Linked DNA regions of Mus musculus: region 1 is linked to region 2. A link is a loop called in an ENCODE intact Hi-C map of the cell type or tissue named here. Cell type or tissue: heart. All regions are shown on one strand.

What was found. A loop is a pair of places that touch in the nucleus more often than their neighbours do. Peaks named below come from ENCODE experiments on the same cell type or tissue, not always from the same donor. Only the 100,000 strongest peaks of a DNase experiment are listed, where the experiment ranks them.
Region 1: a loop joins it to region 2, with 2.9 times the contacts of the local background. A loop is called at or near these places in 4 of 42 quality-filtered maps.

The regions. Positions count from the first base shown.
Region 1 is chr11:99,148,856-99,151,355 of GRCm38, reverse strand. It overlaps Ccr7 (chemokine (C-C motif) receptor 7), which reads left to right. Exons shown (of 3, transcript NM_007719.2): 2 at 2,272-2,321. Among named protein-coding and RNA genes, the nearest start is that of Ccr7, 5.0 kb to the left of the region's middle. In heart, no CTCF peak of the experiment used is centred here; DNase peaks (open chromatin) are centred at 1,275 and 2,115; H3K4me3 peaks cover 1,112 bases; H3K27ac peaks cover 2,149 bases.
Region 2 is chr11:98,858,102-98,860,601 of GRCm38, reverse strand. No RefSeq gene overlaps it. Among named protein-coding and RNA genes, the nearest start is that of Wipf2, 4.2 kb to the left of the region's middle. In heart, a CTCF peak has its summit at 1,330 (motif pointing left); a DNase peak (open chromatin) is centred at 1,331; H3K27ac peaks cover 261 bases.

The DNA of each region.
Region 1 (2,500 bases), 290 kb before region 2:
CATCACCTGAGGTGTCTCTCGGGCCAGATGATAAGCAGCCATGGTTTCCTGGGCAGCCTGGAGGGACTGGGGGAATGTACAGATGGGAGCTTTAGGACCTGAGCAGGAGGCGACTGGCTTCCCAGGCTGGGAGCTGGGGGCGGGGGAGGGAATTGAGTGTCAGGCTGAGGCAGGGCAGGGCAGGGGAGTTGGGATGGTGTCGGGCTAGAGTGCTAGGGAGTTTTCCTTTCACCTTAATCATTCTGCAAACCCAAGAACTCAGGAAACACCGAACACCTCAATCAACAGCTCCCCCACACTGGCATTCCCAACTGCCCGTAGCTCAAGAGCAGTTGCTTTCTGACTATTGAGTCATCTGACTCACCAACACTGACCAGGTCCCTCTGTCACCACACGTTCAAATTCCCCCAAATTCTCCTGTTAACTGCCTTGAACATGGCCTGTCCTGGATCTACAGGACCCCGACTCACCCACCCAACCCCCACCCCCAACCTCATATCCAGTATCCCTGGAATGAGACATCAATTTTGTTCACACACCCCAGAGCCCCTCCGGGTTTGTGGCTACAAAAGAACCGGGACAGAACCCAGAGTAAAACAGAAACAGTTCTTGTTCCTTAGGGGTTTCTCCACGTCCCTGACAGTCAGATTGGGCTTTCTCTACAGTAACCGAAAGCCGTTGATGGGTTGAAAGAAACCTCGAACGCTGAACCCCGAAATGAGTCAGGGAAGGGCGGGCTGTGCATCAGACCCTGAAAATCCTATAGTTGAGAATGGGCATGTGACCTCAAGCTCGTGGGGTGGGGGTGGGGTGCCAGGGGTAATTCAGTTGGGGGGGGGAATGTGTGAGAGAGATGAGCTGTGAAGCCACGTGGTGATGTTCCCCTTCCTGTCTCCAAACGTTCTAGTACAAGCTGATGATAAGGGGACAGTGGCTGTCTGTCCCCAGAAAAAGATGGAGCTGGTGAGGCATGGGCCCCACGCTAAGCCTAAGCGTCTCTCTATCTCTACAGCTAGGATTTCGACTTATGGTTAGGGATTTAGGAGGGAGGCAAGATAGGAATAGAGGGCAGAGTTAGCTTCAGTAAGACGTGCTTACATAGCATGGAGGAGAATGTAGAGGGGAAAAACGTTTGTCCGGGTCACCCTGATGCCCTTCCTGCCTGTACTGAGTGACCAAGCGTAGCCTCCTCAGCCTGGAGTACATGTCAGGTACCCTGGGTGTCATGTAGCCTAGTCTCCAGCAGGTGGTGCTATGGCCAAGGACAAACAACATCTGCGTTTGAACTGTTTCCCTGGCCTCAAGAGGTCCCCCAGACTCAGATTGGGGAGCAAAGTCCTACTCTGGACTGCAAGACCCATAGGGTCTGACTCTTCCTGTAGATCTGAAGAACTGGGATTCAAGGGCTGGAGAGGGGTGCCAATAGCAAAGAAGGCGGATCAAGGGTCCCCAGGGGTGAGACGGGAGTATGTGGGGTAGAGGTCTGGGGTGGGGGGCATAAGATGTCTGCAAAAATTACTTTTCCAGTTGTCCTCTTGCTTAGCTGTCAGGAGAAAATACAGCCCAGGCTGGCTCAAGGCTCAGCTCTGAGCAGAATGAGGAGTGGTCGCTGTCATATGCAAGCCTGTTCTAACCAGTGGTCTCTGTCTGCAGAGTATTCGAAAACACGTTGAGGGAGAGAGAACAGATTCCCATTTCCTTAGCCCTTAGAACATCTGTGAGGCTTCACATGTGGCTGTCTGTGCCCTTGACCATCAAGGAATGCTCCCAGGCCGGTGGATCTTGCCACCAAGGAAGTGTTGAACATGTGTGCATACATCCCGACTACCACAGGGCTGTGCATCATGTGGAATGGGAAGTTGGGGGGGGGGGAGTCAGGACCCTGTGCGGAACCAGCAGTCTGGAGGAGTTATTGGGGTACAGTGGATACTGCAAACCAGCAGCAGCCTAGACTGGCCAGGGCAGGGGAGGGGGGAGGGGAATGGGAGGGGGATGGGAGGGGGATGGGAGGGGGTGGAGCCAGCTGTTCTACTTCTTTCCCAGACCTGGGAGTAGAAGCGGAAGGGAGGGAGGTGAAGACAGGGATGCTGGGCAGCAGGCCAGGTGTTCAAACACACAATCTGGTTCTGATGTTCTCTTTCAGCAAGCCCGAGGTGCCTGGAGCCTGGGATAAAAGTTCCCAATGGTGCCCCTGCCCCACCCCCGAATGTCTCCTTAATCACCGAGCAATTTTTACCGGGGCGGTAACATCATCTCCTTTGTCTCCTCTAGGGAAACCCAGGAAAAACGTGCTGGTGGTGGCTCTCCTTGTCATTTTCCAGGTGAGGCTTCCTGCCAGGGCAAGAGCTCTCTTCCCTCCTCCACACCCCCTCCCCAGCCAGGAGTGCTGGAACACAAACAGACCGCTGCAAGGAACGAAAGGTCTAGACACAAACCCACCTGCCGTTCACGGCCCCTTGCCCCCCCCCGCCTCCCCCCACGAAGGGGGCAGGCATTCTCT
Region 2 (2,500 bases):
AATCAGAGCTGCAGATGGCTGTAAGCCACCATGTTGGTGCTAGGAATTGAACTGGTATCTTCTATAATAGAAATAAGCGTTCATAACTGCTAAGCCATCTCTCCAGCCTCATGATTGCTGGTTTTATTATTTATGTGTGTACTTATTTATTTGGAAACAGGGTCTCACTATGTAGCTCTGGCTGCTCTGGAACTTGCTATGTAGACCAGACTGGCCTCAAAGTAATAGAGATCTGTCAGTCTCTGCCTCTGGACTGCTGGAATTAAAAGCATCCACCACCATGCCCAACTATAATTGTGTTTTTAAAAATACAAATAGAGAGGGCTGGAGAGATGGCTCAGCGGTTAAGAGCACTGACTGCTCTTCCAGAGGTCCTGAGTTCAATTCCCAGCAACCACATGGTGGCTCACAACCATCTGTAATGGGATTTGATGCCCTCTTCTGGTGTGTCTGAAGACAGCAACAGTGTACTCACAAACAATAAATAAATCTTTTTAAAAAATATAAACAGTCGGGCAGTGGTGGCGCACGCCTTTAATCCCAGCACTTAGGAGGCAGAGGCAGGTGGATTTCTGAGTTCAAGGCCAGCCTGGTCTACAAAGTGAGTTCCAGGACAGCCAGGGCTACACAGAGAAACCCTGTCTTGAGAAACAAAACAAAACAAAACAAAAATAAAATAGAAGTAAGACAGTAAGACATTTTCTGGGTGCGTGGTTCATGCTCATAAACTTGGCGTTTGATGAGCTGAAGCAGGAGGATGACTATGAGCTTAAGGCAAGCAGGGCTACTTCGTGAACTTTCAGCCAGCATGGGCTATGTAGTGAAACTGTGTTGTGCTCCTAACCCCAAAGCTGGAGGAGACAAAGACAAGTGGACCCGAGGGTAACCAGCTAGTCTACCTAAATCATCAAGTTTCAGGCTCAGCGAGAGACTCTGTCTCAAAAATTAAGGTTGAGGATAGGTATGGTGACCACACCTTTAATCCTGGCACAGAGGCAGTAGCAGGCAGGGCTCTGTGACTTTGTCCCCAGTCTGGTCTACATGGGGGGTTCCAGGCCAGCCAGTGCTACTCAGAGAGACCTTGTCTTTTTTTTTTTTCCTTTGGTTTTTCGAGACAGGGTTTCTCTGTGTAGCCCTGGCTGTCCTGGAACTCACTCTGTAGACCAGGCTGGCCCCGAACTCAGAAATTCACCTGCCTCTGCCTCCCAAGTGCTGGGATTAAAGGCATGCGCCATCACGCATTAAGGCAGAAATGTTCTGTGCCCTATTATTCCCATGTCTAGGAACCCTGTGAAATTGGTCTCTGTACTGCCACCTGGTGGTTGAAAATGCCACTGCCTAAATTCCTTGCTCTCTCCTAGCCATCCGCCCAACAGAAGTAGGGATAGTTTCTTCACCAGCCCGGGAGATCGGATGCATCTGTTCAGTTTGCTTCCTAATTCCCAGCCCATTGCTGCCATGTGGATCTTTGGCTCACCCATCCAACACGGGCAGGGCAAAGGAAGAAACGCAGTCACACCAGCCACCAAAAAGGAGGCCTGCAGCTTAAAAGGTGCATGTTTCTCAGTGACTAAGACTCCTTGGAGGGGCAGCAGAGATGGCTCAGTGGGTAAGAGCACTGAATGCTCTTCAGAAAGTCCTGAGTTCAATTCCCAGCAACCACGTGGCTCACAACCACCCATAATGAGATCTGACACCACATGGCTCACAACCATCCATAATGAGATCTGACGCCCTCTTCTGGTGCGTCTGAAGTCAGCTACAGTGTACTTATATATAAAAATAGTAATAATAATAAATTAATTTTTAAAAAAAAGACTCCTTAGAGCTGGGATCCAGAGTCAGAAAGGATGGATTTGAGAACCAGAATAACAACTTGGCCTCTTGTTGCCTCTGTTTTTTTTTTTTTTGTTTGTTTGTTTGTTAAGTCTCTGGCCAGAAATGATGGTTTATGTGTGTAACGCCCACACTTGAAAAGTGGGAGCAAGCGGATCAGAAGTGCAAGGTCATCCTCAGCTCCGTAGAGAATTCCAGGTCTCTCAGGATCGCAGTTTTCCACACAGGGAGGGTAGCAGACAGATCCAGCGCTTTGGGTTTGCTGGGAAGATTAAACAGGAGAATATGAACAAACCTGCAATCTCTATACTCAGGACGATGAGGCAGGGGATAGAATGAGTTAGAGGCCAGGCTAGAAAAAAACAAAACAAAACCCACAAAGCTGTGTCCAGGCAGTGGCAGAGGACACACCCTAGAATGTCACCTTGTAAGTAATGACAGTTCTGAAAGTGGTCGAAATGAGTATGAGAGGAGCAGGAGCAACTAGGTCGCCTCCTCTTGCCAGCATGGGCAAGGTAGCATCCTCAGTACCAGGGAAGGAATGGCTGGCTCAGCATCCACGCTATGCCCCACTCCCGTGCTGTCCTGGACTGGTCCCATGGGACAGAGGCAGCCCTCCATACTAAACGAAGTCCAATTCCTGAGTGACTCCCAGTGGCGAATC